Linked DNA regions of Mus musculus: region 2 is linked to region 1. The links are chromatin loops, found by intact Hi-C in ENCODE. Cell type or tissue: heart. All regions are shown on one strand. Each heading gives the region's core, and the rest is flanking DNA. Links, peaks and the distances in the headings are about the cores only.

Evidence for each region. Peaks named below come from ENCODE experiments on the same cell type or tissue, not always from the same donor. Only the 100,000 strongest peaks of a DNase experiment are listed, where the experiment ranks them.
Region 2: it touches region 1 in a loop (4-fold over the local background); 9 of 42 quality-filtered maps call a loop at or near these places.

What each region holds. Positions count from the first base shown.
Region 1 is chr12:108,893,637-108,899,006 of GRCm38, reverse strand. It overlaps Wars (tryptophanyl-tRNA synthetase), which reads left to right and starts at 4,833. Exons shown (of 10, transcript NM_001164314.1): 1 at 4,833-4,938. Wdr25 (WD repeat domain 25) reads right to left here and starts at 4,735. Exons shown (of 7, transcript NM_177602.3): 1 at 4,694-4,735; 2 at 282-1,098. The coding sequence starts at 1,076. In heart, for the core only: a CTCF peak has its summit at 2,778 (motif pointing right); a DNase peak (open chromatin) is centred at 4,786; H3K4me3 peaks cover 1,272 bases; H3K27ac peaks cover 1,090 bases.
Region 2 is chr12:108,789,713-108,795,042 of GRCm38, reverse strand. Yy1 (YY1 transcription factor) reads right to left here and starts at 1,746. Exons shown (of 5, transcript NM_009537.4): 1 at 952-1,746. The coding sequence starts at 1,630. In heart, for the core only: CTCF peaks have their summits at 1,977 and 2,754; DNase peaks (open chromatin) are centred at 562, 1,412, 2,132, 2,692 and 1 weaker place; H3K4me3 peaks cover 3,851 bases; H3K27ac peaks cover 3,450 bases.

The DNA of each region.
Region 1 (5,370 bases), core at 75-5,074:
CAAATGAAGTAAAATGTTTATCATCTAGTCATACTATAATTTATTAATACTGTATAGTGCTATGGCAAGGCAGTGTTGGAAAAGATAGGAATGAGGCAGGAAAGACCAAAGATCTGAGGCTGATGATAGAGAACTCTCTCCAATGTACCAAAGAGAACTACAGAAATTCCCAAAGAGTGTGTGTAGCCTGTGCCCACCCACTGCCTGCCTGACTCGAATCAGTAAAGTATCCCAGTTGCTTACACCTAAGAGCCACTGGGAGTTGTTTTCCCTTGTCTTACCTTGAAGGTTTTGTCCATGGAAGCAGAGAGAAGCATGTGGCTCTTGCAAAAGACTGGACACCACTGAATGCTGTTGACCGGGCCCCTGTGGCCTCGAAGGTGGAAAAGCACTTTCTTGGGGACCGTAGTCTCTCTGTACTGACTGTTCAAATATGGCTGGATGAACTCAGACACTGTGGGAGCCACACAGAGTGGGGCCGGGGCACACCCTGCAGGAGGTCCCGGGGGCTCTCCATCTTTGCCCCCACCTGCTTCTGGATTCAGCGCTTGCAGCTGCCTTAGCCTCTTGGGGATATAGGGAAGCACACAGTCCTCACCCCTTTTCCTCTGAGAAGAGCTGGCATTTCCAGCTGTGCTTTCAAATGTGCTTTGATCATGAGAAGGTTTGAGGACGTCCCAGGCAGGTTTTAGTGGCTTAAGACAGGCAGCTGCTAGGGGCACGTGGCCGACTGGAGCCCGGCTCATCCACAGAGAAGGACGAGGAGGCTCACTGGGAGGGAAAGTGGTATCAGGTTCCTTTGAGGGCCACTGTAGCCTCTGGCTGGGACAAGACCCAGGGTCACTTCTCCAGAGCCGAGCCAGCGGCAGACGTTGCATCCCTGGGTCTTCATTAGGAGAGTTCCCTGTGTGCTGTGCCCCCTCTTTGGTCACGCCCACTGTGCTAGATGCAAACCCCATCCCAGACGGCCTGCTCATACCAGAGGCGTCACTTATCTGACCTGCAGCGTCCCCACTTCTGGCAGGGTCAGCCTCGGTCTCGGAGTCAGAATCATCATATGCCACCAGCGAGGCCATACAGTCACACAAAGGTGACTTCCTAGAAGTAAACAAGATCTAGAGTTAGCAACCGTTAATAACGCGAGTCGTTCTGCACTTCGGGGCAGGATGTCCCCTTGAAGCTCAAAGACGTCAAACTCCACAAGCACAAACACATACAGAATAGAAAAGGATTTCAGATATTTCAACATAGAGAAATTATGTTTGGCGCAGGAAAGGTAGCTCAGTGATTAGCAGCGTGTACTGCTCTCCCAGAGGACCCACCCTGGGCAGCTCACAGCCACAGCAGTCCTGGCTCCTGAGGATCCAATGCCCTGTTCTGAGCTCCATGACTACCTGCATTCGCATGTACAAGCTCACACACCAACGATAGGTGCATGCGCGCAATTAAAAATAGGAAACATACCTTTTTAAAAGGGGAAACTAAAAAATATAGTTTGGGCTGCAAGATGACTCGGTGGATTAAAGGCACTCGTCATCACACCTAAGCTCAGTCCCTGGAACCTACACAGTGGAAAGAGAAAAACCAACTCATGAAAAATTTCCCTTGACCTCAGCATGTGAGCCTTAAGACGCATGCTGTCTCCCAGTTATGTATACAATAAAAGGTTTGTTTGTTTGTTTGTTTGTTTTTTAAAAAAAAAGGGGGGGGGAATGATATTTGACAAGGTATGTATGTTAACCCTAATTTAAATATTACATAATATATAAAAACCCAAGTAATAGTAAAAAAAAAATGGGTCTCCTACTAAATAGAAATAATTAGTTACTGTGTGTGTGTGTGTGTGTGTGTGTGTGTGTGTGTGTGTGTGTGTTCAGACAGGGTTTCTCTGGGTAGCTGCAGCTATCCTAGAACTTGCTCTGTAGACCAGGCTGACCTCACACTTACCGAGATCCTTCTGCCTCTGCTTCCTTAGTGCTGGGATTAAAGGCCTGGGCCTCCACTTCCTGGTTTTACAGATAATTTTTTAAATGGAAACCTCTGTGGGGCTGGGGCTAAAGCTCGCTGACAGAATTCTTGTCAACACATGCAAGGTTCTGGGTTTGCCCCTCCGCACTGCAAAGCAGAAGAGAAGAAAAAAGAGAATGTAGAAAAAGAGCACGAGGGCAAGAGGGACCTGGGTATGGCAGCACCCACCTTTGAGCCTAGCATTCGTGATGCTGAGGCAGGAGGATTATGACTTCAAGGACACCCTGGGATACCTAGGCAAGACCCAGTCTTTAAAAACAAACAACCTCAGCCTGGAGATGATGATGTACACCTATAATCCCAGCACTCAGGAGGCAGAGACAGGTGGATTTCTGAATTCGAGGCAGCCTGATCTGCAGAGTGAGTTCAAGGACAGCCAGGGTCACACAGAGAAACCCTGTCTCTAAAAACAAACAAACAAAAAAAAAGAAAAAATCCGTGTCCAGAGAAACAGAGCAACTGCAGAGTACTGCCCGGGCACGTACAAAGCCCAGGTTGGGTCCTAAGTCACCAGTCAACCCAACTGTGGCAAGAGCAATTCTAAACATGGCATCCAAATCTGTTTGTTTCACCCCAAATGCATAGGTTCACAGGGTACTAAATTTCCATTCAAAAGTTTTTCCTGGAATTCTGAGCATTCACAAATTTCTATCAGCTAGTTCTCAGTAAGAATTGCTTTGGTCTAAAACTCAGTATTAATTCTGTGAGTACAGACAGAAAGAAAATAAGGATGCTGAGCATATCTCAGCCAGCAGAGGGTGGAGTGGGACAAAGTGCAAGCCTGGGCCATGGACCAGCTAGCCCGCTTCTTTTTTTATGCTTGTGTGTTTGCTGTGTAAGTGTATGCATGCCTATGCGAATGTGCAAACCTGTTCTCCTAAATACAAGGAGGCCAGAAGATGGAGTCCTGTGCTGTTTCACTTTCTATCTATTCGAGACATAGTCTGTCTGTGACCTCTTACAGGTTGAGTTACAAGCAAGTGTGAAATGGCTTGTTACATGGGTGCTGGGATCCAAACTTTGGTCTTCATGATTTCAAAACAAGTGTCTTTAACAGATGAACCTCCCTAGCCCATTACAAGTACTCACTATGTAAGCCAGGCTGGTCTTAGTCCAGTCTTCCTGCCTCAGCCTTCAGAGTGCTGGCATTACAAGTATATATCACCATGTCAGATCACACACTGGGCTCCAAAATTCCACTCAAAGCCTTCCACATCTGTCCCCTAATGGCATTATTTGCCCTAAGAATCCCACTGCCATACAAGTCTGCTCATCATCCAATGCCTGTAGCTATCATTCCTACCAGCAGCTGAATCCAGGCAGGTAACAATGTCCACATTTAGAAACATCTTCGAAAAAGGACTTCTAAAACCAGCTTTCCACTCTCCAACCAAACTAAGATCCCACTAGAGACTAACCACACAGAGATAGACCCATGCTCTGCAAATAATTTGATCTCTACATATTCAGCAGGGAGTTGAGGCCAATCTCCTGGTTCCTCAAATGAAACCCATCTGATTCCCACCACCATACTATATAGAGCTCGGTCACAGCCTGGGTTTTAAGCTACACGGTTATCTGCAGGGTAGACTCACAAAAGAGGCCTATAGCAGATCTGAGGACAGTGTGGCTCATCAGCTCCACAGGGGATAGAAAATGAACGACAGCAAGGGACTGGACACCAGATGCACCACACATAGATTTCATTCTCTCACTCAACATCTGCCACAGTAGGCAAAACAGTAAATGATGTCCTTCATTCATCACACTCCCAAGCCATAGAAAGACAAAAACATCCCTGACTCGTGAGCCAGACGATGTCGTGGACTTGTGAACTCAAAAGGAAAAGGATACAGGGTAGCTGGGCCCAAGACTGCATCTTTTTCTGGAGCTGAGACAGGTCTCAGAGAGACTACACCAGTGTGACGCTCTGAAGAGGTTGAGGGAACTAAGGTGTTCACAATACTGTGACTAAAACAGAACCAATACCAATGAAGAGGAGTCAAGGGTGAGTCAAGAAAACATATATGAAGGGAGACGGCTGAGAGAGATGCACACCGTTTAGGAGATGATGGTAGCCATCTTGTACCCAAGTCCAAAAAATGCCATGAGAAAGGGGGGGGGGGGGAGGTGAAACCAAGAGGAAGAGGCTAAATGGGGGAAAAAGAGGACTGAGGACTGAAGTCGAATACTGAAAAGCTAAAGGGAGCACGGATACATGGGGCAGGGTGTCCTGTGTGCTTAGCTCACTGTCCAAGAAGCCTCAATCTGGATGAATTTGCAGACAGCAAGGTGATGGGGCAGGGAACTGGGAAAGTTAAAGACAGAATTTTCCCGTTCAACACACGGGTCCTAGTTTCCTACTCTGTGTTAGGCACTATGATAGATCTGATGTGGGTAGAAATTCACACGGATCTTGCCCCAGAGGCCATGGATACAGGATGGGAAACAAAAAACAGACACGGGTTTTGAAGGATGAGTAAGTTAGCCAAGCTGTCAACACTAATGGGTAAAGAGTTCAGAGCACAGCACTCTAGGAATGAACGGGAAGAACAGGAAGGCAAGCGGCGAGCTGAGCCCGGCGCTAAGAAGCGAGAAGCATGCGGCCGCCACATCCCGGCCCCCTCCCTCCCGGGCCCGCCGCTCACCACACACACACACACACGGAAGCTCTTGGTCCACCCCTACAACGGTCCGGCCAGCACTCGGGCCGCCCAGTCGCGTTCCACCACGACGCCAGCAATTTCAGCCAATCGGAGATGGTCTCTGCCCTCCTCTGCCTGGACAGCCAATAGCGGCATGCCGAGACCGGAAGTTATTCCAGCCGGCTGGTGTTTCCACGGACGCCCAAGAGGTACCGGTGGCTGAACTTGGGGGTGCTGACTGGTGGGGCCGAAGTGGGGGCCGCCGGTAAGTGAGGAGGGGGTGGTCACTGCGCCGGGAGCGAGGGAGGGATGCCGAGGTGGCGCCGGGGCCTTCGGTTGACGCCCCGGCGCCGCGCCCCGAGGATCCAGCTCGGAACCGGGCTGTCTGTTCTCTGGGCACCTGTACCACGAGGGACCGGGAGGCTGCGGCGGCGCCGCCCACCCAGCCTGTCATCGTTTCCCACCGCCTGGGCTTTGCCCTGTAGGATCTCTTTGCCCTGTACGAAGTGTTTGTAAAGCCCCTGGTGCCCGTTTCACAGATGAGGAATCCTAAAGAGAAGCAGAGAAGGAACGCTACTTGCCCACGGTTTTATGATAGCACACCAAGCTCTATGTCCAACATTAAAAGCCTATCTTTCCGCTGCAGTGCACAACTTCAGAGCAAGGCTGCTTCGGGAAGGCAGTGATGTACAAAGCG
Region 2 (5,330 bases), core at 1-5,000, 100 kb after region 1:
CAACAGCCTTTCCAGGGCTCTACCTTGAGTTTACTCATGCGGGGAAGGAACTCTTCGGTGCCCTACACAGGCTTCCTGACTTTCGCTAAAAGGCGTATTAAATCAGTAAAACAAATTATCCACTTTTTTTATTCTTTTCGTGGGGGAAAACAAGACCAGAGATACTGATAACTAAGCGATTTTTATTAGTTTGTTGGCAAATATCCTAAGCTGTGTAAACCAGCCCAGTCTGTCTGCATAGGGCCCACGACTTAAAAAACAAAATTCACAACGCGTAAAGGCCGCTGAAATGCTGTGGCTCTTCCTTCCCCTAACTCCCGTTCTAGGTCGATCAGGCGAGGAGCGCGTTGGCAGCGCGGGTGACAGGTTCCAACGGCCGCCGAACCCGCACACGAGCGCCCTACGTGCCACCCAAGTCCCGCCCCGCAGCGGCGACGGCCTGGGCCAGCGTGACCGCGGGGCAGCTGCGGCGGGGCTATGCGCCGCCCGCTCCGGGAAGGGCTTCGGGGAGACGCTTCGCGTCCGAGGGGGCCGAGCTGAGCGGAGCCGAGCGGGGCGGGGCCCCGACAGCCCCCGGGGGACGGCGGGGGAGCGGCGCGCGTCCGCCCTGCGCCACGGCCCTGTCAACGCCCGGCGGGTGGTCCGGCGCGGGGCGGCGCCCTCAACCGGCCCCGCCGCACGTCCGTTGGCTCGGGCGTGGAGGGGCGCTGGCCCCTCCCTCCCCGCCCGCCGCCCCAGCCCGCTTCCGCTCGCACAAACTACGCCATTGCGGCCTAGCCGGGCGCCGCCCCTCCCCCGCGCCGCCATCTTCGCGGCCCGCCGCCCCCGCCATCTTTTGGGGCCGCCATACTTGCCCGGGCGGAGAAGATGGCGGCGCCCATCACACACATAAAACATGGCTTCCCTTCAAAACAAAAACATCCCGAGCGGCGGCGCGCCGCCTGCACTCACCCGAGGACCACATGGTGACCGAGAACTCGCCCTCCAGGGTCTTGATCTGCACCTGCTTCTGCTCCCACTTCTTATTCCCCGGGTCGGCGCCGCCGCCGCCCGCCGCGCCGGCCCCGCCGCCCAGGTAACTCTTCTTGCCGCTCTTCTTGCCGCCGCCCTTCTTCACGCGACCGCCGCCCGACGAGGCCCCGCCGCCGCTCTTGCCGGCCGCCGCCACGGTGACCAGCGTCTGCTCTATGTAGTCGTCGTCGCCGCCGGCCGGCGCGGGCACCGGGATGAGGATCTGGTCCTCGAAGCCGTCCTCGGCGCGCAGCCCGTCCGAGTCGTCCCCGCCGACCACCTCCTCGCGCGTCTGCACCAGGATCACCTCCTGGTGGTGGTGCACTTGGGTCGGGTCGTCCGTCACCAGCGGCTGCAGCGCGATCATGGGCGGGTGGTGGTGGTGGTGGTGGTGGTGGTGATGGTGGTGGCCGGCGTGCCCGTGGCCGCCCCCGCCGCCGCCGTGGTCGCCGCCGCCGCCGTCCTCGTCGTCGTCGTCCTCCTCCTCCTCCTCGCCCACCACCGTGGTCTCGATGGTCTCCACCGGGATGGTCTCCACCTCGATCTCATGCAGCTCCACGATCTCGGCCGGCATCTCCGAGCCGTCCGTGGCGATGTAGAGGGTGTCGCCCGAGGCCATGGCTGAGGGCTCCGCCGCCACGGCCGCCGCGGCAGGCGGCCTCGGCTCCTGGGCTGCGGGAGGGAGGGCGGGCGGGCGAGGAGGCGGCCGGCCGTGGGGAAGGAAGGCAGAGGGAGGAAGGCAGCGGGCGGGCGGGGGGAGAGGGGGCGGGCGGCGGGGGAAGGGGCGGGCGCGGCGGCCGCGGGGCTTCCCCGCCTCCCGAGATCGGTGCGCCCCGCGCTGGCTCGCTCGCTCGCTCGGCCGCTGCCTGTCCTGCTTCCCCGCCTGCCTTCGCCTCGCCTCGGCTGCCTGCCCTGGCTGTGGCCGCGCCTCCTCCCGCCCTCCGGGCCGGCGTTACGCTGCCCCCTGCCTCCTGCGCCTCCGCCTCCTTCCACACAAATACCAACTCCTCAACCCCGAGCCCAGATCTCGCCGCCGCCGCCGCCGCCACACTCTGCTCCGGCTCGGCCTCGCGAGACTTCCGCGGGGCTCTCGGCCCCGCCCCGTCCCCGATTCCCCACTCGCTGTTCCGGCTCTCGCTCCTCCCTCGCTACCAATCGCAGGGCCCCTCGAGGCGCCGGGGCCCCGCCTACTCCCAACCAGGGTCCTCCCGATTGGGGGGGCCCCCGCTGGGGTAGGGGGCGTGGCGGCCCGCACGCGCGCTGGCTGGCCCCCCCGGCGCGTGACGTCAGCTCCGCGCCGCCGTCGCCTTACGGCGCTCGGCGTCGCGCGAACCCCGGCGTCCGCGGTGCAACAGTGACAAAAGTGCCGCTCCGGGGCCCCAGTCGCTGACAGGAGTGGGGCGTCGGCGCTGCGCCTTACGCCTCGGGAGCCGGCGAACTTTCCGCGCGACCCAGGCGCACGGTAACGAGCTGGGGTGAAGGGGGGCGCGCGCCTGGGGCTGGCGTGCTGCCGGCGGGGCGTGCGACCGGCGGCCGCGTGGCCGCAATAAAGTCTGCTCTGACGAGAAACGCCTGTGCTTGATTTTTGGTTTCCCGTTCGTTTTGCCTTTACTCGTTACTCGGGGTCTCGTGCGGTAGCGGCACGGACGGCGTAGCCGACCGTGTGCTGCCACGGGCTCTTTGGTCGCGTGCCGGTGGGCGGCGCGCGAAGGCGACCGCGGCAAGCGGAAGCGGCGCGCGCAGCCTAGGGTTCACCGTTGGAAGTGTGTCCGTTATTCTTTTATGACCCGCGGAAACCGGAGACCCAGCCGTTGGGTGCCTGTTGGAACGAAGGGTCTGGCTGCTCCTGTCGAGCGACTCCACTATTGTAGCTTTCTGAAAACTCCCTTCTATCTTTGAATAACTTGACACAGGCTTCGCCTATTCCTCGCTCATAAACATTCCTTTTGCCGAAAAGGACTATTTAAAAATATTCCTTTTAAATAGTCTTTGCATTTAGCTCTTTGAAAATTCCATGTCTTTTGTGATTTCCCTATTATAAGTAACAGCTTAGGTTTTCCTTGTTCAAATCATCAAATTGCTTAAGATACATTGTAGTGAAGTGTTTCTTCTGTGCTTCCTTTCGATAGACCAGGTGTGGTTTAAAGCAACATAAAGTTAGATTGCCTTTTTTTTTTCCAAGAACCGAAAATTTGAGCCAAGTGTATCTTATTTGTTTCTTAGATTTAACGGTCAGCTTCATCTGTTGAATATTCTGGATTACTTTTATCTACCGGAGTTGTTAGTGTTGAGGCAGGAGAGTATTCTAAATGCATTACATGCATCTTAGGCCAAACTTAAACAGTTGGGCATCTTATAATTTTAAACATACTTAGCAAGGTGTCCTTGTGCAGGTTTTTAATCTTTGGAGAGGGAGGTAAGTCAGGAGTTTAAAGCCAGCCTTGGCTACGTGTATAGTTTTCTGAAATACCTCGTTTCTAGGTTAACTACATAGCCCCCTCTATCCCAAAACTTTCTTCTGCTCCTGATTCCTAGGTTTGAAGATACACATTTGTGCTACAACATCTTACCTTGAATCCCTTAATCTCGGCATGAAGACAAATGATTATTGACATGCATTTTAAAGGGCATTTCTTGCCGGGCAGTGGTAGCACACGCGTTTAATCCCAGCACTTGGGAGATAGAGGCAGGTGGATTTCTGAGTTCCAGGACAGCCTGGTCTACAGAGTGAGTTCCAGGACAGCCAGGGCTACACAGAAAAGCCCTGTCTCGAAAAACCAAACAAAAGGGAAAAAAAAAAAAAAGGCATTTGTTTTCCTCCCACCTATATGAGCAGAAGCTTTGATGTCTCTGAAATTGCTGTCATTTCCCATTTTTCTGAAATGTACTTTAAATGCATTTAAGGTATGAATGTGGGAAGGCTGGGGGGTAAGAGTGGACAAAAAAAAATTGTCCGTTAAAGAGAACCTGATACCTCAGGTTTATCCAAGCTGAATTTATTGAGAATTTACTTGTGTGAGTCATGTATACTAGATAAGCATATTATCACACATCTACAAACAAAAGGGATGTGTGTGTGTCTGTTATATATTTCTTGCTGTCCTGGAACACGGTATGTTGACCAGGCTGGCCTCAAACTCAGAGATGCACCTGCCTCTGCCTCTTGAGTAAGATTAAAGAAAGGCATGTGCTACCAGACCCAGCCTCTTTCTTCCTTTGAGTGAAATCAGGCCAGTTATTAAATGTTTGTAGACAAGCATGGTGGCTCATGGTTGTAATTCTAGGGCTCAGGCAGCTGAGACAGAAGGATCACCCAAAGTTACAGGGAAGTTTGGGCTACATACAACTTGTCTCAAAAACAAAACAAAAAATCTGACTGTACCATATTTCTACATTTGATAGTTTGAGATTGGTTCAAGCTCTATATTCATGCTATTTGTGTAACAGCTAAGAATTTGGCTCCTTTGTGAAATCAGTCAGGAGACAGTCTTGTTATGGAGCCTAGATTTGTCTTGAACTCACAGCCGTCCTTTGCCTCAGTCTCTCCAGGGCTGGAATTGCAGTGCGTGCAGCGCTACACCTGCTGATCATGCATTTAGGTTATTGTTTAGTTGCTGAATAATTCATTCAAATAATTTGGGCTCTTCCTCAATATAGAATTGAAACTATTAGAGCTAGACAGGAAAAAGTGGAGTACTTTTTTAGTTGTAGAAGCTAGAGGTCTTTGTCTTACTTTTAGATCTTAACATCTGGACTACAAAAGAGATACACCCCTGAAACCAACACATATATTATTAGGTTTAGAGTTTGTATCTGGGTAAAATAATCTGACTATACATGAAGCATTCCATATCATGTCTGTAAACCAACACCATTTATTCAGTATTTCATTTATTTTTTTGTACAGCCTTTGTCAAATTCTTTCTCTTAGATCAAATGGCTTGTTGTGAATGAATCTGACTATTGTTCATAAATAAAGGAAAGTTGGAATTTTATCATAATTTAACTTCCATGTTTCTTTGTTCATACAGTGTCTTTCAATGGGTACATAATGGTTTCATATCGACTTTTCATACATATACAGTTATGTCAATAAACATACACCTCTCCACTCCTGCTCCCACTCCCACTCACCCTCTTCCTCTCCCCAGCTAGCCCCTCTACTTTATGTCATATTCATGTCTGTCTGTCTATCTCCCCGTCAGTTACATTCTGATGGTAGTGTTTGTAACCACATTTCACTACGTAGCTGTTGCGATGTGAAATTGCAGGGAGTTGCTTTCTCTTTAGCTGTTGCCATGTGAAATTGCAGGGAGTTG